Regions from separate parts of the Homo sapiens genome. Here region 2 is linked to region 1. The links are chromatin loops, found by intact Hi-C in ENCODE. Cell type or tissue: PC-9. All regions are shown on one strand. Each heading gives the region's core, and the rest is flanking DNA. Links, peaks and the distances in the headings are about the cores only.

Region 1 (11,077 bases), core at 1,955-9,954:
GATCTGAAAATACACATAATCCACAACACACTTCTAAGGTTGCCCCTTGAGAAGATTACCCAAACATGCATGAGGACAGACATGTATGGATGTTCACGGCAACGTTGTTATGGAAAAACTAGAAGCGTCTTCAGTGTTCACTAGATATGAGAATTGATAAATAGACGAAGAAACTGGAGCTGTATTTACTGGATGTAATACCAGACAGCAGTCAAAATGAAAGGGCTAGATCTATGCATATCATTATTAATTGAACTGAACACCAGTGCAAATAAGGCAAAATGCCTGAAGATATACCAATGATCGTATATGTGTAAGTTTGAGAGTGCGCACACACACATACACAAACTAGTACTGTTTTGTTTTTTTTTTTTGAGACGGAGTCTCGCTGTGTCGCCCAGGCTGGAGTGCAGTGGCACGATCTTGGTTCACTGCAGCCTCTGCCTCCCAGGTTCAAGTGATTCTCCTGCCTCAGCCTCCCAAGCAACTGGGATTACAGGCACTCACCACCATACCCGGCTAATTTTTGTATTTTTAGTAGAGATGGTGGCCAGGCTGGTCTCGAACTCCTGACCTCAGGTGATCCACCCACCTCGGCCTCCCAAAGTGCTGGGATTACAGGTGTGAGCCACCATGCCCGGCCACAAACTAGTACTGTAAACTAGTACTGTATGTTTTTTATTGACAATAGTATATATGGTAACAGTAGGAAAATTTCAATTCATAATGGCAGCTGCCCTAGGGAAGGAAGGGAGAGGATGGGAAAAGGAATCAAGATGATTCCAATTTTTATATAATATTTTATTTCCTTTATAAAAATACAGAATCAAAGCTACAATGTAAAAATGTCTGTGCATTCTGGGTGATAGGTAAATAAGGATTATTTCCTATAGTACTTTCCAGTAGGTTTTAAAATACACACACAATTTTTATATATTTAATTTCCTTTATAAAAAATATCAAACCAAAACTATAATGTAAAAATGTCTGTGCATTCTGGGTGACAGGTAAATAAGGATTATTTCCCATAGTACCTTCCAGTAGGTTTTACACGCGCACACACACACACACACACACACACTTAGGTGAAACACCGTAAACGAAAAGGCAATAACAAACTAGAGCAAACATCTATACTGTATGACAGAAAAGGATGTAACTCTAATATGAAAATAACTCAAGTAACAGTCCTATATAAAAAATGGGTAAAGAATAGGCAGACAAACCACAAAATAAGTATGAATGATCAATAACTATAAAATAAAATCTTTAGCTTTCCTCATGATTTAAAAAATATTGCTGCCAGGCACAGTGGCTCACACCTGTAATTCCAACACTTTGGGAGGCCAAGGTGGGAGGATCACTTGAACCCAGGAGCTCAAGACCAGCCTAGGCAACACAGCAAGATCCCATCTCTACAAATAATAAAAAAGTTAGCTAGGTGTAGTGGGGCACGCCTGTAGTCCCAGCTACTTAGGAGGCTGAGCTAGGAGGATCACTTGTGCCTAGAGGTTGAGACTGCAGTGAGCTGAGATCACGTCTGTGCACGCCAGCCTGGGCAATAGAGTGAGACTCTGTCTCTCCAAAAACAAACAACAACAAAAAACCCTATGCTTTACCTATCAGACTAGCAAAGCTTAAAAAGAATGATAACCCCAGTGTTAGTAATGACACAGACAAACAGATACTTGTTCACACTCTGCAAGGGATAGCAGAAGCTAAAACAAGCTCTTAGGAGAGAAATTTGTATTAAATGTCAGTAGAATTTACAAAGTTCAGATATTTTCTCCCCAAAAATTCTATTTCAGGAATTTATCCTAGTTCCAGAAATCGTCATCTCAGATTTATAATAGCTTGCTAAAAATGAGCATCAAATGTCCAATTCCTATTAAATGATAACCCATATACATGTTGGAATATTATGCAGCCATAAAAAGATTGTGTTTTCAAAAAAATATTTATTGACAGGGAAAAATACTTAAAATATTTTAAAGGAAGTATATAAGTATGTGGGTTACAGTTATGAACACACTCACATATATGATGACAAAATTATGTGTACACTCATACACATAAGATGTACACCAAATTTTAAGTCATTATCTTTGAGTGTAAGAAATAGGTGATTTTCAATTACCATTTTTTCCTGCAATAATTATGCATTATTTTTATAACCTGAAACAAAGTTTAATGGAGTAGGGGAATGTGGGTGGGGGTGCATGGAAGGGATAATAGGACTTACATAGAAGGCCACAACTCTTTAGGTCTCCAAAGCTGCTCTCTTGTCCTCCCCTCAAAGTTACTGTTGCCCTCTCTTCTAGAAGGTCCCCATCCTTGAACGTTCGCAGTATTTTCTGACTCTGCTAAACTAAGGTACCAAGAATGTCTACCTACAGCTGGGTGATCTCAGGGATCATCATCAGAACCCCCTTGACAGCCATGGAAATTAATTTCAGTTACTTAAACTTTCTCTCTATAAAGGGACTCCAGAGAACTCGAAGTTTTAGAAAAGAAAATGAGAACTAACTAGAGTATCTTTCCCATACTTTTCCCACGTCGGACACCTACCTGGGTGACAGCTGATCTGCTGCCCTCTGTCCCTCCCCAGGAACAAGGTGACGAGGAACACAAACAGCCCACCTGGCCGGGCGCGGTGGCTCACGCCTGTGATCCCAGCACTCTGGGAGGCTGAGGCTGTTGGACCACTTGAGATCACGAGTTCGAGACCAGCCTGGCCAACATGGCGAAACCTCATCTCCACTAAAAATACAAAAATTAGCTTGGCATGGTGGCACGCGCCTATAATCCTAGCTACTTGGGAGGCCGCGGTAGGAGAATCGCTTGAACCTGGGAGGCGGAGGCTGCAGGAAGCTAAGATCGCGCCATTGCACTCTAGCCTTTATGACAGAGAGAGACTCCGTCTCGGGAAAAAAAAAAAAAAAAAAAAAAAAAGACAGCCCACCTAAGAGAAGCTTGCTCAACCAGTAAGCAAAACTATTCACACACTGTCTGATCACAAAGTCCAAATCTTTACTTGTGGAGCTCCCCACTTTCGCCTCTTCCTTCTCGGAATTCCCGCAGGGTAAACTCATTCCTCAAGAGAGGAAAGAAGGTGGGGCTGCAGTTGCGGATGGGGCCCCTAGAGGGAGCTAGGAGGCCACCAGGAAACGGCGCAGGACTTCCAGAGCTTAGGCTTCTGATCCAATGTATGGAGAACACAGCAAACAGCACTTTGGTTCCAGGAATGGGGTTAGCAAGTTCTAAGGAATCTGAGCTGGAAATCAACGTTTTGTGTAATAGGGCGAAGATCACCTCTATTCCAAAAATCACAGAGGAAGATCATTGAACATGCAGAAGCACTGAACCCTCTAGTGTTAAGAAACAAATTAAACGAAAGCTTTTTCATCCAGGAGATCAACAAAGATTTTTTAAGTGTTTGTGATTGTTGTCACTGTATATTTTCATAAGCTACTGCTGAGAGTGTAAGATGATAAACTCTCCCTGGAAGGGAAACTTTAAAATGTTTATCTCTGACTCAGTGAGGTTATCTGAGACTTAGCTTTGGGAAAGAATTTTAAAAAGTGAATAAATATTTACTTAGATCCAAACTGGCAGCCTTAGAGGAATGGTTATATAAACCAGAGTACATATAAATGATGAAATGTTACATAGCTATTTAAAATGTCATTTAAATAGTGTTTTAGTCATATTGGAAAATGCTTATATATAGCATATATATATGTTTGGGGATAGCATATATATATGTTTGGGGTTTTTTTGAGATGGAGCCTGACTCTGTCACCCAGGCTGGAGTGCAGTGGTGCAATCTGCAGCCTCAGCCTCCCAGGCTCAAGGAATCCTCCCACCTCGGCCTCCTGAGTAGATAGGGCTACAGGTGTGCACCACCACAACTGCCTAATTTTTGTATTTTTTTGTAGAGACAGTGTTTCGCCATGTTGTCTAAGGCTAGTCAACAACTCCTGGGCTCAAGTGATCAGCCCATCTCAGGATTACAGGTGTGAACTACTGCACCCAGACTGAAAATATATTAACAAGTGAAAAAAGCAAACTTGACAAGTGTATTTATAGTACAATTCCATTTCAGTAATTTGCAGATACCACTGATATGCAAAAGGGAAAAAAACAAACAGTGGGTAACACTGGTAGAAGTATAACAGTGAAACATCACTTTCTACTTTATATACTTTAATATTTTAAATTTTCTTTCTAGTATTAGGTACAGTGACAGATGGTATTAGAGAGAAATTTCACTTTACTTCACATATTTCTATATTAAATTTTTCTAGAAATATGTATAATATGAAAAAATACTTTTAATCTTAAAAGAAAACCCTTATGTTATAATGTGAAAAGTAAAAAGCAAGATTTAAAAATTGTGCATCTCAACTATATAAAGAAATTCAAAGAAAAAAAGACTGGAAAGGAAATCTGCCCATGAGTGGCAACGCCTCTGAGTGGACATATTTAGAATCTGCATGGTGAGGCCAGGCACGGTGGCTCATGCCTGTAATCCTAGCACTTTGAGAGGCCAAGGCGGGCAGATCGCCTGAAGTCGGGAGTTCAAGACCAGTCTGACCAACATGGAAAAGCCCCCTCTCTACTAAAAATACAAAATTAGCCAGGCATGGTGGTGCATGCCTGTAGTCCCAGCTACTCAGGAGGCTGAGGCAGGAGAATCACTTGAACCCAAGGAGTGGAGATTGTGGTGAGCTGAGATCACACCATTGCACTCCAGCCTGCAATGAGCAACATGAGCAAAACTCAGTCTCAAAAAAAAAAAAAAAAAAAAAAAAAAAAAAAAGAATCTGCATGGTGGAGGGGATGGTTTATTTCCTAGTTGGTTGCTTCTATATACTTTCCTACACTTTCCCAAAGATTTACCAATGAGCAGGTATTGCTCTGATCATTTAAAAAATTGCCCAGCTGGCTAGATAAGTCCTCTTGCTGCCAGTTCCCACAGCTGAGAATTCCCATGTCCGGACACAGGAGGCCAGTACAGGGGGTTGGGGGACTACGTCTGATTTTCCTTTATTCCAAATTTTAAAAAACTGAGACTCCCCCACTGACCTAAGAGGGTGGGGCTTAGTTTGCTCTGAAGAACTCACACTTCATTTTTCACTTCGGTTTTGAAAGACCACCTGAGGTTAGAAACTGGATAGTGTATCAAAATATATTTGTTTGTATTCTGAGTGGGAGAAAAGCCTAACATCTACTGATTGTCTTCTGTGGTCTAAGTACTATGTTTAGGGCTTTCACATATATTTTTAAATGCTTGAAAACTTTGCCACACAGGTTACTGCATCACTCCACCTTCTGACCCTGTACTGTCACATGCCTTTTACGGAAGAAACTCACAAAGTCATTTCCTACTCAAAGCCATCACCTACTCCAGGTTTCAGTGAGCGTAGAAAGGGTTCAGTAAAGAGTCGGGCAGAAATAAAACACATCACATGTCAATGTCATGGAGCAGTACAAGGATACAGGAATTGATTATTTTTGGGAATCACTTGAAATCACACCCAAGGATTACTCCTAACTTTCTGGAGTAAAAATATGATACTTATGAATTACACATTATCGTTTTCATTTCATAAGTAAGGAAATTGAGGCTTACCCAGGTAGTAAGTGGGCAGGATGGGAACCCAGATTTGTCTGACTGTGAAGACTGTGCTTGTTCCACTGCACCATGAGGCCATGCAGCAGTATTTAATGCTTGTTGGATGCACACCTATATGCAGAATCCAGTTTCTCTCTTCTGCCAGGAAATGGGACAGGCCTTTCTTTCTTTTTCCTTTTTTTTTTTTTTTTTTTTGAGACAGCGTCTTGCTCTGTTGCCCAGGCTGGAGTGCAGTGGTACAATCATAGCTCACTGCAGCCTCGAACTCCTGGTCTCAGCAATCCTCCCGCCTTGGCCTCCCAAAGCGTTGAGATTACAGGTGTGAGTTACCATATCTGGCCGGAAAAGGGAATTTTCATTCAAACACTTTCTAGGTACTGGGCCTTTTACTTGCCTCATGTCTCACTTAAGTGTCATGAACAGCTCCGTAAAAACTCCTTGTGATGACAGGCATTTAGATGTAACTTGATAGGTAACCTTCCACTTGGAGACAGGCTAAAGTTTGTATCTTTGGAGAAAGGGGGTTGCTGAGAGGAGGCTGAGGCCAGGTAGGAAACAGCAAGCAACCTGGTGCTGAGAAGCAGGGAGGCAGAAAAGGTATTCTCCAGGCTGAATCACCCCAGATTTGGCCAATGAAACAGACGCCAACTAACCTGAAAATTCCTGGAATCACTGCCACTGTCCTGAAAGTTCCAATCAAGAGCAGGATCCAGAATCCTCCTTATTGACATTTAAGCTAGAGCACCCAACCGCCACTAGGTGGTGCCAAACCACAGCCAGGACAAGGACAGGTTGAAGCAGCACAATTTACCCCAAGCCAGCCAGCCCTGGAGGCCTGCTTGAGTCATTTCATTAATCTTGCAATAATGTGCCCTGACGTTTGGGCAGTTGAAACTCACTTGTCGGCTGGGCGTGGTGGCTCACGCCTGTAATCTCAGCACTTTGGGAGGCCAAGGTGGGCGGATCATGAGGTCAGGAGACCAAGACCATCCTGGCCAACATGGTGAAACCCCGTCCCTACTAAAAATACAAAAACCAGCTGGGTGTGGTGGTGCGTGCCTGTAATCCCAGCTACTCAGGAAGCTGAGGCAGGAGAATCGCTTGAACCCGGGAGGCCGAGGTTGCAGTGAGCCGAGATTGCACCACTGCACTCCAGCCTGGCGACAGAGTGAGACTCCGTCTCAAAAAAAAAAAGAAAGAAAAAGAAAAAGGAAACTCACTTACTATATTACGGTTGAGTTACTGATGCTTTTTTTTTTTTTTCTGATGGAGAAACAAAAGCTAAAGAGGTTAAATTCACCTATGTAGCTAAAAGTTAAATAGAAAAGTTGAGATTCGAACCCAGGTCTCTCTTGTGCAAAGTCAACACTCTTTCCACCACACTATACTGTCTCTCTTGTTTTCTGTTCCAAAAGGAATATCTCTCAGACTAAGGGGAATGTCTTAGTCATTTTAGGCTGTTAGAACAAAATACCATAAAGTGAGTAGCTTAAACAATAGACATTTATTTCTCACAGCTCTGGAGGTTGGAAGTCCAACATCAGGGTGCTAGTAGGGTCAGGTTCTTGGTGAGGATCCAGTTCCTGATTTACAGATGGCTGTCTTCCTGCTGTTTTCTCACATGGTGGAAAGGGAACTAACTACATCTCTGAGCTCTTCTTATAAGGACACTAATCCCATTCAGGAAGTATCCACTCTCATAACTTAATCACCTCCCAAAGACTCCACCTCCAAATACCATCATGTTGGGATTAGAGATTCAACATAAGGATTTGTGAGGGGGCGGTATAAACGTTCAGTCCTTCCAGGGAAGTAGATGGATTTCCTGGCATTCCCAATTAAACTTCCTTCTGCTCCCTTGAAGAGGCAAATTTCACTGTCCTCACTGACTTGTTATGGCGGCTCATACGTAGAGACGTAACACTAGGGAGCTGCTGCGGCTTTGGCAGAGCTAATAAGGACAGAGGACAAAATGGAATAGCCGAGGGATAAACACCAAAAACTTAGGTGGTTCTCAAACCTTAGCATGCTTCAGAACCACCAGGTGAGTTTGTTGAAACACAGACTGCTGACTTAGTAAGTGTGGGAAGGGGCCCGAGACTCTGCATTTCTAGTTAAGTTCCCTAGTGATGCTGATGGTGCTAGTCCAGGGACCACACTTTGAGAACCACCAAGTCAGACTATGCCTCAGGCTTGTCTCTGAACTGGCACTTCCATTTGATGCTGTTCATCTTGGTCAAAAATGCTAAGACCTAAACCATCCCTGAATAATCAGCATCAAACATAAACTGGGGGTGGGAGTGTCAGTGTTACATCTTTATAATTCTAGTTTCAGAATCGTCCTGCTTCCAGTAAAGGAATTCCCTCCACTAGGAAATAGCTGATGATCGTCACACTAAATATATACTCAATAGACCATTTTTACAGTTTAGAAGACAGTAGTCAAAATGCTCTTTATTTTCTTTATTTACATCAGCCGTTTATAAAATATTGACTGATAGGCCGAGTGTGGTGTCTCATGCCTATAATCCCAGCACTTTGGGAGGCTGAGGTAGGCAGATCACTTGAGGTCAGGAGTTCGACACCAGCTTGGCCAACAGGGTGAAACCCCATCTCTACTAAAAATACAAAAATTAGCCAGGCCTGGTGGCGTGAGCCTGTAATCCCAGCTACTCAGGAGGCTGAGGCAGGAGAATCACTTGAACCCGGGTGGCAGAGGTTGCAGTGAGCTGAGATTGCACCATTGTACTCCAGCCTGGGTGACAGAGTGAGACTATGTCTTAAAAAAAAAAAAAAAAATTGACTGATAAATGTGCAGACTCACAGAGAATCCACTCCAAAAAGACACTTCCTGTAGATGTAGTGAATGAATTTTTTCTTTTTTCTTTTTTTTTTTTTTTTTTTTTTGAGACAGGGTCTTACTCTGTCACCCAGGCTGGAGTGCAGTGGTGCAATCTCCTCCTGGGCTAGAGCAATCCTCCCACCTCAGCCTTGAGTAGCTGGGAACACACGTGGATGCCACCATGACTGGCTAATTTTTTGTGTGTATTTTTAGTAGAGACGGGGTTTCACCATGTTGCCCAGGCTGGTCTCAAACTCCGGGGTTCAAGCTATTCACCTGCCTCAGCCTCCCACAGTGCTGGGATTACAGGTGTGAGCCACCTGCAGGCCGTGAATGAGTATTTTATATTTGCCTTCAAGCCATCCTCAGTTTAAAAGAGAAAAATGCATCTGATAAAGCCGGTGTAGTTTAACAAAGGAAACAAGAGTTAAGGACATCACAAAGAGAGGTCAGCCATTTAATCTGACAAAACTAAAACGTGCAATAATACTCACCACTCTTCCTTCCCTATAAAATAGAAATAAGCTATAACCTATTCTGGAAACATAACTGGTCCTTGGCGGTAAGACTCCACCACAAATTTCAGTTCCAAAATATCTCCCTGAGAAGTAAAAATGCAAGGGTTTCCCAACAATGAGAAGAGTTTCCGAGAAAAGAAAGTAAAAATCAGTAGTCACTTGGATTGTTTTGATTGTACTGTCCCAGTTAGTGACTTCTACCTGTACTGTCCATGGTGGCTACTAGCCACATGTGGTTATTTATGTAAGTTTAAATCAATTAAGATAACATCAAAAATTTAGCGCCAGGGCTTGAACAAGTATATCTTGAGTACTTGATGGCCACTTGTGACTAGGGAAGCTTTAGAATATCTGCATCATCGCACAAAATTCTAACCAATCTACTTCTTCAAATAGCTTTTCTAGAATAGGTTCTTTTTTTTTTTTCTTTTTCTTTTTTTTTTTTTTTTTTTGAGACAGTCTTGCTCCGTCACTCAGGCTGGAGTGCAGTGGTGCAATCTTGGCTCACAGCAACCTCCGCCTTCTGGATTCAAGCCATCCTCCTGGCTCAGCCTCCTGAGTAGCTGGGACTACAGGCATGCACCATCACTCCCAGGTAATTTTTGTATTTTTAGTAGAGATGGGGTTTCACCATGTTGGCCAGGTTGGTCTTGAATTCCTGACCTCAGGTGATCTGGCTACCTCAGCCTCCCAAAGTGCTAGGATTAGAGGCATAGGCCACAACACCCAGCCCCAGAATAGGTTAACTCTTAAAAGATATTGCTAAAAACAAATCAATTTGGTTTGGCTCAAGTGAAGGAGAGATCCAGCCTCGATTTTGCAGGCTTGCCAAGCCTCAGTAAGCCAAGGAGCACAGCAGAAAGGGGCAAAGTGGAAAAGCACTCAGGCTTGGGGTCCAACCTTGCCTTTGCCCCTTCCCTGAAATGAGACCCTGGCTGTCACCCAAACCCTTCAGGTTCCCTGGTAAGGATAAAAGTGGGATCACAGTAGGGAACGCAGCCCAGTGCACCTCATACCAGGCATCTGGTGTGACTGTTGCCAGCATCCCTACCTGACCTTCCGTTTCCTCAAATGACACCCACCAGAGCTAAGAATCATAACCACCACCCTCTCTCCCTCCTCATCCAAATCCCCTACATCACTCCTTCCTTCTCAGTTTATCTGTGGCAAAGGGCTAGGTATGGGAGGCTTTTGTTTTTAATTTCCATCTGTCAGACTTATTATCTTGTAAAATACAATAATATAGAAAAATGAAACATAAAATCCAAGCCCCAACTGTAGTTATTATCCAATTCAACTGACACAAAGCCACTCTGTCAAACTCTTAGGAAGGTCTCTAAACGTTCTCATCTCTTTCTCGGCCTTTGCTGGTGCTGGCCAAGGACCATGTTCTGAGCACTGCTGCCTCACGCTCCAATTCTCTTCTCACGTGCCACTCCAAAGTCTTTGTCTTATAGTTAGTTTTCCATTTCCCCTATTCCAGGCTATTATCGTCTGGATCAGAGATGAGAATACTGCACACAGAGACAACCCAGAGATGTGCAGAGGGTCTCCGTTAAGTGTTCAGCAGAGCATGGATCAGCTCTTGCCTGTGAGGAAACTAACCAAAGTCAGAGGACAAACATCTGCAGGATTCGCAAGAACAGTGCCTGGCACCCACAAAAGCTGGAAACAGTGCCTATTCCCACCAGCCCTGAGAATGAGGAATAATAGAGCCCTAGACTGAGCTCTGCTTTGAATTCATCTAATAAATCATAAAAGCAAGACTAGAAAGAATCACTGTTCCTAAATAATTTAACAGCATCCCAGAACAATGCTCAGAAGATTGAAAGAATACAAAATATCCAAGACTCAAAAAGGTAAAGTTTACAATGTCTGGCAGCCAATCAAATATTCCCAGGCATGCAAAGAGGCAGGAAAGCACAACCCACAGGGAAGAGAATAATCAATCTATGGAAATCAACCCCGATCAGACACAGATATTAGAATTAGCAGAGAAGGACATTAAAAGCTATTGTTTCTATATTCAATATGTTGGAAATGTTAAGTAGCAACATGGAAAATATTTAAAAGGCTCAA
Region 2 (11,077 bases), core at 2,814-10,813, 110 kb after region 1:
TGCTGCTGGGAAGTGGCTACCCAGCCCCTAGCAATTGGCTGAGGCACGTGACTGAATTCTGGCCAAGAGGAAGTGGGCAGAAGTGATGTACACTGTTTCCAGACCTGGCCAAAGCCACTGTGACACTCCACCTCTCTCCCCCTTATCTGCGGGCTGGATTTGATGTCAGGGGCAACCATGAAAGCCAAGAGCTGAAGACTGTGTAGTCTGCACGAACCCTCCGTCAAGCTGGAACTGAACGGAACAGAACCTCCTCCCCTGTTCCCTTCTCTAGAGGATTAGACTCATGGGAAAGAGAAATAAAGTTTGCTGGGTCAGACCACTGACATTTGGGGGTTTATTTGTTATGGCTACATTAATTATCAGCTGATAATTAAAGCATGTTTATTGCTGAAGATGATTGGTAGACGAGATATTAGCAGACCACTAATTATTAGTGCATAACTGGTAATAATGAAGTAAATGATGACTAAGAGGTCTACTACATTCACTCAGAGGAAACTGACACCTAAGATGTTTACTGATGACTTAGATATTTGCTGATGACTCTGATGCTAGTAGTTAATTAAAATATTAATAGAAAACTAAAATATTTCCTGGAAACTATGATGTTAACTGAAAACTAAGAGTTAGCTGATAACTAATAATGGGGATATCTGGCGACACTTGCTTTAGGTTCCCTCTTCGCAGCTCTCAGCCTATGTCTGTGCAGTGGCTGCCCTCTTGTGCACTGACAAGTGAGTCTCTCTCTGAGTCCACCTGACAAAGCCCCTCTGGCCCAGTCTGGCCTTGATGATTGACAAACCAGACCCAATGAATGGCATCAATCTTTGGGTGCCTGCTTCCTCTATGGATCTCACAGTGTAAAGGACACATTATTCCTTTCTACACCCCCGCGACAGTGCCTGAGGAAGGGGAACCCCTCCCCTAAGATCTAGTTCTCCTCTGAGTTCTGAAGGCAGCCATGAGTATGCAGCAGCAGATGTGGTAGGTGAGGCCTCCCTTGGATGGGACCAGGGCTGAACCCTCCTCAATTAATCCCAGATGGGGCTCTTCTATTGTTTGTGGAAAAGATGATCTGCGGAAGACACAGATGGGGCTGCTGAGATGCCAAGGAGTGCTTATCATCGGGGAGGTCTAGAACAGGTCTCCCCTCTCCCCTCTGCCATGGGATTTTCCTCACAGTAGGTGGAGTTGAGCAAGGATGGCTTCCTGGCTTCTAGGTCCCAGGGATGGTGTCCAAAGGAGGCTCTGTCTGCCAGGGGTGATGGCTCCCTGGGAGCCGTCAGTCCCAGGCTGAGAGAGAGCCGACCCCACATGCTGAATTGGGTGCCTCAGAACTTCAGGGATGCATTCAACCAGGTGTGTGCCCACAGCGAGCCAACGTTCACAGATACACATGAGGAAGTGTGGTTTTGGCAGGCTCTAGGGCATTTGGGGAACAACTGGAGAGAAAGCTATAAATAAGGACCATCTGGGAAAATTCAGGAGGTTCAAGGGCTGGTTTGCATAAAGGTCTTTGGGAACCAGCGAGGTGGAGCAGAGTGGGATCACGGCTCTGCCACCTTCTTGTGTGTGGTCTTGGGCAAGGCTCCTTATGTGGCAAAGCACTTAGAACAGGGCCTGGCCCATAATTAGTCCTCAGAAATGATAGATATTATTGTTGTAATGTCGGGAGATTGCAGCCCATGGCCCCTGTATACAGGGTGTCTGTCTTAGGTGTGCTCTTCCAGAGGCTGAATAAGAACTGAAATTCAAGTTCAGGGCTTAAGGCACAGGGAGATGAGTCATGGGGCATTGGGTTCCAGCAGTCCTGGTCACCACCTCCCCTCCAGGGCCTCATTATCTCTGCACAGCTGCCTCCAGCCCCTCATGTGGACAGGCTGAGGGAGGGCACTGGAGGCCTGGAGTGAGGTCATTGGGCCCACCCTTGGATCTGAGGCCTCTGCCTACAGGACTGGCCTTTCCCTGGCTGCTCCAGGCTCTCCCCTCCCTACCAGCACCATCACCAACCACCCACCCGCCCTCGGGGGATTTCCCTACTTGCTCGTTGTTGGTCACCCTAGATTCCTTTCTCCAAGCTCATCAGCTTGGATGAGAGCCTTTAGCCACCCACGCTCTGAGTGTCAGGCAGGGACCCAGCCCACGAAACAGCTGTTTTCTGCTTGCTCTTCTCACAGGAAGAAAGACGAGGGAAAACTCTCCTTTTTATCTACCCCTCTGCCTTTCCTTGACTTATACAGTCCAGCTGGGCCCGCCAGTTAAGAAAGTTTACCTCCTAAATTAGCTGGGTGTGGTGGTCCATGCCTGTAATCCCAACTACTCAGGTGGCTAAGGCACGAGAATCACTTGAACCCCAGAGGCAGAGGTTGCAGTGAGCTTAGACTGCACCGCTGCACTCCAGCCTGGGTGATGAAGTGAGACGCTGTCTCAAAGAAAAAAAAAAAAAAAAAGAAAGAAAGAAAGTTTACCTCCTGCACTACACTTTGCCTGATGGTAGTACGGGGAGGGGGTGCTCTAAGTGGAATGAGCACAGATTGGGGGTCAAGATACATCATCACTTACTGTCATGGTCTCAAGTTTCGTTATCTGCAAAAGGAGGTGATAATGCCTCCTTTTTCGGTCTTATCCACAACCTTGAATCTGACAGCAAGTGAGCAGGAGAGTTCCATTAGGGGAACGTTGCCTTCCGTTCTTCTGTTGCAAGGTTGCAAGAGCCTAAGACTGAGATACAAGAAAGGGAGCTCCCCACACCTGCCCAGACTGAGCAACTCCGTGAGCAGGAACTTCATGGGGGCTGCTTTTTGTTTCTTTGGATTCCACTTCATACAAGGAAAGGAGCATGTTTTCCTAGCTAGGATACATCCTCACAGGCAGCTAGATATCCTGCCTGGGAGAAGAAAAGAAAAATCAAGGGAAACAGGTTTTTAGCTCATTTAGAGCTTCACAAAATTGTACATTTTGATGTTTTGCCTCATGAAGTATTACTGAAATACTTCATGGCCAATAAAAATGAGAAAATGCAAAAAAGTAGACAGAAGGAAAAAAATGACTTGTAGGAGTCTCAGCCTATGATATGCAAGCAAATTTCCTGCTCTCAATTTTCTTTGTAAGCGTTGAAAAAAAATGGTCAGGATTGCATTGTGCATGTATCTTCCTTCATTCATGAGAAAATTTCCAAGCTACATGTTTTTGAAAAACCATCTGTTGCTGGCTGCCTCGCCTTCCATTGACTGGATGTACCCTGCTTTTCTTAGCCAATCCCCTGAAGGTGTGCATTTAGGCTGGGATGAAATATGCCTGTGCTGTTTCCCAGCTTACTAATTGTTTTAGGGTCTTAGAGATCAATTTTCTTAGGCAGACAGCTGGCTCCTATTGTGGTAGCATTTGCCATGGAGCACCACTTTCCCTGGGCACAAACTCTGTTCTCTTATTGCCCCAATAGAAATAACCCTGATACCCGCCCACGAGTCTACGTCTTCCACTTGCTGGATGACCTTTCCCAGCTCTCTGGAACTAACCACATGCTCTTGGCCTCTCACCCACCACTGCCCCTGCAGAGAGGACACCACCTCTGTGATTTCCCAGGTTTACAGGCTTTCCAGGAGGGAAACCCCAGCCACACTCTGCTCAAAATGCCAGTGGTTTTGGGAGCCATCTCACCTGACTGTGTACACCAAGTAACATGGACAATTAGGTGAGGGGACTGGTAGACATGGCGGGGAGGCAAACGTGGAGGACAGAAGATGTGGGCTTGGATCCCAGTTCTCCTACTTATTAGCTGTGAAAACTGAGACAATTATTGAACCTCAGAGCCTGGGTTTCTTCTTTTATGAGAGAATAATTCCTTCCCTCTAGAGTTTTTGTGGGAATTAAATAAGATAATTATTGTGAACCTGCTGAGTCCAGTTTCTGACCTCAACAAGACAGTCAATAAATGGCTGAGATTATTCCCCACCACCTCACTCCCAGGGGTCAGAGTTTTCTGTCCAGTTGTTCCATTACCCATACTGTCTCTTAGTATGTACTGATGAGCTCTTGTTTGCAAAAGCTTTATCCTCTTGGAGCAATTTCTTCAGAGCCATGCTGGTGTCAGCCAGCTGGTCAGTCTAGCAGCCTTGAGGCTTTACTGGCCCATTGCTCTGGTCAGATCACATGCAAATAAAGGGCTCCCTTCCCTCATCTTGTTCAAGACCACTTAGCTTACTAGGAAATAACAAGATAATCAAAATCACTCACTCCTTCCTTGTACCAAATATTTTCATGGGCTTATATTTAATCCATATTCACTGCCATGTGCAATGAGACTGAGTACATTCAAGTCGGCTCTAGCACTCTAGACTTCTGGCCCCTGTCTTCCCTTTTGGTCCAACTCTTGGTCCTGGACCAAACTTATCCCCGCTAACCTGAAGATTAGGAAGAGGAAGAACTAGATAGAAATGATGGCTCAAGTGCATCAATGTGTCCAGTGATTCTCAAACTTTGCTGCCCATTAGAATCACTTGTGGAGTTTTAAAGATTCCTGGTGTTCAAGCCACACCATGGACCAATTAAATTGGAATATCTGGGCATGAGGACCAGGCAGAGTATTAAGTCTGAGAACCAGTGACTTAATTGCTGTTGCTAGTTTGCCTGTATCAGTGTTGTCTACCATGGACTGTAAGTTCTGGAACAAGAAGAACCACATGTATCCCACTTTATAGCATTCCATGTGGAGTCAGACACACAGCCAATGCTTCCGATGATGATGGAATACCTCAATCTGTTTGTAATTAACTCTGAAATTGGAATATGGTGTATTCCAGGATCACACATATGTCCTGAAGTCATAGATGATAAACATTTTATTACACTAAAAAAGTCATCTGTTAACTGCTGAACTGCAGGGGGACCACATGTGAGGCTACTTCAGAAAAATGGCATCAGATAACATATATAGATTTCTGGCATTATAAAATGGCTAGATTCTCCCCTACCTTCCCTCATTAAATATTAATCAGTGGCTTAGGTCAGTTCTAGTGGGAACACTTAATTGCTGACTTCACATAAAACCAGGATTAGCCTAATGTGCCAATGGTATGAGTCCATTCCTGGCCATCTTCCCAACAGCCAGACCGCTGTGGCTTGGACACCGGAGGCAACATCTGGGGGGCCTCAGTTCCACTCCTCTGTGGTGAGCTTGCTCTTCCTAATAACTGGCTCTGGAGTCACATCAACAATGGTGGCATTGCCATCTGGGGCCCACATGAGCCCTCTGGGGCGTGCTGCATCCCTACTGGGCTGCGGTGGGGCTCTGAGGTTGGGACCAGCAGCCTGAGCCTGGTTCCACTTCACTACACAGCAAATTGTATACCCAAGGGAGTGGTTATGACTTGCTGCTCCTCATTCATGTGAGGAAGTGGTGCCTTGCCTGGGATCCTGTGTGTCAGAACCACAGCAGGCCTGGGAGGCACATCCAGCTGGGGTTGGGGAGGACAGGCCTGCATGACAGAGCTGGGGAGTGGTGGGGACACAGGCAGAGGAACCAGCACTGCCTGCCTTTTGATTCAAAGCAACTTCAGAAGATCCCTGTGTCCATTTCCACATATTGGTTATTTGAACATTTCCTAAATGACTTCCTCATCCAGCCTGAAGGCAAAGAGACCATTCACTACCATCTGGAGGCTCAGTTAGCAGTTCCAAGTGGCTGGCACATTGCACCTGAGTCCTGCAGTTCCTCAGGCTGGCCTCAAATTCCCGAGAAGTGCCTAAGGCAGAGCCATTTCCCAGATCCGCAGGCTTCCTGGCTGCTCGAGGGGCACTGCTCCTTCCTGCTCCCACCAGCAGTGTCTCTGATGGCTTCCCATGGGATCAGATGGCCTCCTCTACCTGCAGTGTGGGTGGGGGGTGAGGGGCAGGATGTCCAACCCCCTCCTCAGTAGCTCATATTTCTCCTTTGCCCAGCTCACCTTCACCCCAGCACCAGGCCACACTACAGAGGCACACTGTTGACTGCAGTCTGCCACAGGACCGAGGTCAACAGTCAAGACATTTGTCTTTTCCCTTCCCCTGGGCCAGCAGACATCGCCCCCTCATCCCAGGCCTGGAAGGAGGTTCCTCAGAGGCCCTCGTGGTAGCTGCAGCCTCCTGGCTGTCAATCTTGCACCAGGAAGTTGATGAGGGCAGTTCTCGGGGAAAGGAAGGACTTCTTGATGCTTCGTCCTTGCAAAAGCCTGACACCCAGCTCGCTTTGAAGAACAAATTCGTGGACTTTGTCCTGGTCCCGGGCAACTTGTTGGGGCACAGGAATTTTGCCACAAGCTTTATTGTTGATCTGAGAAGGAGAAAAGCCAAGATAAACAATGAGGAACATCCTCAGAGTGGCAGGCGGCCCAATACCAAACCTCCTGCCTGTAAAGGGCATGGCTGCATTTGTTTAGGGGAAAGGAATAGAGGTGGAGAAAGGAGGAAGTCAGCACTCTGCTTCCCATAAGGGTAAAATGCAACCAGCTGAATAGGATTAATGCCTAGACCTGCAGAAAGAGACCGACACTGAGACTGCATGTGAGTGCCCGTACGTGGAGTGAGGACCGCCTTGCATTTTCTGAGCACTGCTCCCATACACAGCTGTGGTAGAGATTATGTCAAAAAGCCTCAGCATGAGATGGCTTGGGCCATTTCCAGGCAGAAAGGGATTATTCTGTCATCGGGGCTCAAGTTTAAGTTCAGATCCAGGTTAGAGTGAGCTGTCCCCTCAGATTTTACCTAGGTCTCAAGTGGACCAAACAGTTGACGGTTTCAAGGGGGACACAGTCAAACTTCTCTCTCTGCTGACTGGCTCCAGAAGGGGGCGCTCTAGTGTGAGGACTTAGAAATTGGAGCCACATCTTGTCACATTAATCACTCTTTCTCGCTTAACATGGGTCAGTACAGTTCCAGACACAGGTGGGTATTCACCGAATATTGATTCAATGAGGGAAGGTGACCACGTGGCTCAGTTTCTGAAGTCATGCTTCCAAATCCTCAATCCCATTGCTCCGAAATCTACACACACATTACTTTCACTAGCTCTTATTTTTCACTTGGAAAATATAGTCACAGTCTTAGGAAAAGTTACTAGGAATAATTTCTCAAGTTTCAACCAAAGCACATTATCAAATGTCCCCTAATCACCCACTTCATTTTTTCAGTTTTGCAGAACTTGGTGGCATTTTTATTGTCTGCATTAGCCTAGGTCACAGGGAGAGGACGAATAAAACACAAAGTCCTGGCATATTATGAAATACTGTTTTGAAAGCGTGAGGCTCCATGCTGCAGCGTTTTAAAGCGTTCTGAAGCTGGGGAACTAAGTGTGTGGTGTGAAGGACTGTGGCCCCCCTGCCCTGGTGTTTCTGAGCCATTAGAAGCTGCCTTCTTGCAAGGCCACATGCTTGGCTGGACTGAGACCCTGGAAGAGACCTCCCAACTGTCACCCAAGAGCCATGCCCCTAGTGAAGTCCTGGGGTCCCCAACAGGGAATTCTCAGGACATGCAGTTATTAGTGAATCATGTCTTTCCTCCTATGGAAGAGCAGCCCAGGGCAACATCTCCTCTGGGCCACCACCTACAGAGGGGGTGCTGGGTGAGGGGGAGCATGGTGCTCTCATGTGGGGAGATTCAGGTTTGACTCTTAGGCCTGGTCTTACAAGCTGTGGGATCTTGAGCTTAGTTTTTTTTTTTTTTTTCCTTAAGGACAGAATTCTCCAGATTCTGGAGTGAATAACCTGTGTAAAGGGACCAGCTCACTAAGCTGCACTCCCTCTGCCTTTGTCAAGAGTGCTGGCCAGGATAGGAGCTGGCTGTGGGATGTCCTCTTTGACGCATGGCCTCAGCACAACAATGACCCATTTCTAAACCTTCGAGCTTCCTGTGCTTTGCTGGAGCCGGGCAGGCTGGTCCTAAGTCATCACTGGTGACAGCCTGTCCAAGGGACCTGAGTCATTCTTGTCCACAGCTGGGGCTTTGGGGGCAGGGCATGTGATCTCTGAATGTGGCCATCGTGCTCTGAGTCTTTCCCTTGCTGCCTCGGGCACCCTCACACGGTTCTGGCTCCCCAGGCCTCCCCTGAGTTGCCTTACCAAGGCAGTCCCTTCAGGGTGAGTAGGTGCCAATCATGCTCCCCCTGTCTCTGGCATAAAGCGCCAATGAGATGGGCAGAGAAGTCAGGTTGGGACTCAACACTGAGCCTGAGCTTCAAGGGCCCAAAGAGGAAGAAGCACATTGACATCACTTCAAAAAGAGGCTGCTATGCTGTGGGGCTCTTGCACCTCCATCTTTGGAGAAGGCCTAAGCATGACTCTCCTGGACTTTTCTGACACCTGCCGGACAGGGCCCAGGCCACAGGTGTTCCTCCCACTCGAATCCATCACCTGTCCCCATCATGAGGGTAGCCTTGCGATGGCTAATAACAGTACAAGCTTCCATTTGCTGAGCTCTCACTCTGTGCCAAGCATTGAACTATGCAATTCACTTGTATGAACCTGTGAGTCGATGCATGAATATCCCATCCCATTTTACAGATAGGGAAGCTGAGGCACATGAAGTGAAGTCACTTGTCCACCTAGGCTCCACCCCAGGCAGTGGAAGAGACGGGATGACCTGACACAGCCCCTCTCTCTCCTGCTCACACACCCTGGTAGCCCCCTGTCCTCTGAGGGGTGTCTGGCCTCTGAGGAGGGGACACTCCCTACCTTTAGCTTTGTCTCCAGCACTGCCCTATGCCCTCTGCTCCAGTACCTCCCTGGCTCAGCCCGGGTCTCTGTGGGCCTGCCCCCCTATGTTTGTTCCTGGTATTGCGACACCCTTCTCTCCACTGGGGAGAGGCTGCTCCTCTTTCAAAGCCAAAGCTGCCTGTCCTTTTCCTCATAACGTATTTTCTGATTCTCCAACTGCCAGAAGTGGCAACGCTGATGCTAGCAGCAGTCACCATTCAGAGTAGATTCTGGACTAGCTGTGTGACCTTCAGTGAGTTATTTAGCTCCATCCTGCCACCATTTCCTTGCCTGTAAGATAGGGTTAGTCACACATCTGCCTGTCTGTGAATGGGGATAACAACAAGCCTGCCTCACAGGGCCACTGTGCTTAGTAAATAAGCTCACACCTGGGAAGTTCTAGGGCAGAGCGTGGCCCTGGGTCGGCGCTCACTCTGTATTAAGAGGATTTTGTCATTAGTGCATCCAGAAGCAGGCTAAGCACTTCCTGGCATTATCCTACCTAATTCTCTCAATAGCCGGATAAGGCAGGCACTGTGTGTGCCTCCATTTTATAACTCAGGAAACTGAGGCTTAGAGGTGTTAAATATGTTGTAAAACTGAGACTTATACCCAGGATGGCCTGACTTCCGAGCCCTTACATAAACTGTGTGTGACAGCTCATGTGCCCCCAGACCTTTGTTCCAAGGTGACAAGGCGGTAGCTCTTGTCTCTGTATCCCTGGTGTGGGCAGAGCCCAGCATGTCACAGGCACAAAGAACATGGGCACAATTGAACTGAATGACATCGAACTGCGCTTGCAGCCTGTTTCTGGCCAGGACACAAAGTGAGATCACATGGAGCGAGAACCCAGGCCTTCACAGAAGTCCTTGCTGCTGGCACGGTGCTGACCCAGCCTGGGTTCTCAAGCTGGGTGTACCTGCAGGGAGTCTTACACATGCTTTTCATTTTAGGTTTGCATTTCAATGATTATCTAAAATTATTTTTACCAACGATCAAAACTCAATTTCTTTTCTGCAGTGGTAATTTAAGATAGATATTTTCATAGACTAAAGCCCTCTCTTTTTCTTAAGTTAGCATTTCTCAACCGGGCTGAGGACAAGTTCTCAGGGATGCATGAGCTATTTATTTCTCATAAACATTACTCAAATTAAATAAATTTCTGGGCTGGGGCTGGGTGCGGTGGCTCCTGCCTGTAATCCCAGCACTTTGGGAGGCTGAGGTGGGCAGATCACTTGAGGTCAGGAGTTTGAAACCAGCCTGGCCAACATGGTGAAACTCCATCTCTACTAAAAATACAAAAATTAGCTGGGCATGGTAGCACATGCCTGTAATCTCAGCTACTTGGGAGGCTGAGGCAGGAGAATTGCTGTAAGTGGAGGTTGTAGTGAGCCAAGATTGTGCCACTGCACTCCAGCCTGGACAACAGAGTGAGAGAGACTCTGTCTCACCAAAAAAAAAAATAAAAAAATAAAAAAAAAAAATTCTGGGTTGGGTGTGGTGGCTCATGTCTGTAATCCCAGCAATTTGGGAGGCTGAGGCAAGAGGACTGCTTGAGCCCAGGAGCTTGAGACCAGCCCAGGCAACAGAGTGAGGCCTTGTCTCTATTAAATAATAATAATAATCATAAAAAAAGAAATTTCCTCCATGCCACAAGGATGGTTTTAATAATAATAACAATAAAGAAAGAAAAGAAATTTCCTCCATGCCACAAGGATGGTTGGTTTTGGTTTTGAAGATTTTTGGAAGAAGCCTGCCAGGGCACCCTCACATCCTCTTCCCTTGGGGTGGGGTGGCAGAGAACACAGTGCCAGGGGAGTTGGTGCAGAGACAAAGGGGCTGTGAAGGAGCCCGGTCTCCTGGGCAAAATATTGTCTTTCCAAACCTCCAGCTTCCTGCTGGGCCTTGGGTCTGCACAGGTGCAGAGGGGCCAGGGCCTGGCTGGCCAACCTCTGTGGGGTTATGCCCTCCCTCAGCCCCTAGGTGGGTTTGTTCAGGGCACTTTTCACAATTTGCAGCCATTTTATTTATCTTACTCTTTCCTTTTTATTCTTCCCTATCTCTTCCACTATGCTTTAAGCTCCATGAGGGCAGGGAACCTGTCTGTCCTATCTTGATTTTGTATCCCCAGAGCACTATGCCTGATGTAGAGTCAGACTTGCTAAGCATTTGTGAATAAACCTGGGCAAGGTGGACCAACTTCACTGAGGCTGAGTCTCCTCAACTGAAAAAATGAGAATGGCAACGCCCACGTTATAGGGTGATAAGAGTGAAATGACAATTTTGAATGTGAATTACCTGGCCCCATGTGTGGTTCCGGGGAGACATGTGGTTCCAAGTCTACTCCC

Evidence for each region. A loop is a pair of places that touch in the nucleus more often than their neighbours do. Peaks named below come from ENCODE experiments on the same cell type or tissue, not always from the same donor. Only the 100,000 strongest peaks of a DNase experiment are listed, where the experiment ranks them.
Region 2: it touches region 1 in a loop (7-fold over the local background); 9 of 110 quality-filtered maps call a loop at or near these places.

Annotation. Positions count from the first base shown.
Region 1 is chr3:45,652,281-45,663,357 of GRCh38, reverse strand. The region is part of intron 2 of LIMD1 (LIM domain containing 1); the gene reads right to left. Among named protein-coding and RNA genes, the nearest start is that of LIMD1-AS1, 31 kb to the left of the region's middle. In PC-9, for the core only: CTCF peaks have their summits at 3,124 (motif pointing right), 6,203 and 6,403 (motif pointing right); DNase peaks (open chromatin) are centred at 3,157, 3,537 and 6,397; H3K27ac peaks cover 2,285 bases.
Region 2 is chr3:45,542,587-45,553,663 of GRCh38, reverse strand. LARS2 (leucyl-tRNA synthetase 2, mitochondrial) reads right to left here. Exons shown (of 22, transcript NM_015340.4): 22 at 4,257-6,313. The coding sequence ends at 6,134. Among named protein-coding and RNA genes, the nearest start is that of LARS2-AS1, 39 kb to the right of the region's middle. RefSeq lists enhancers at 90-189, 1,242-2,441, 7,773-8,067 and silencers at 8,454-8,664, 9,457-9,683. In PC-9, for the core only: CTCF peaks have their summits at 6,618 and 6,820 (motif pointing right); no DNase peak of the experiment used is centred there.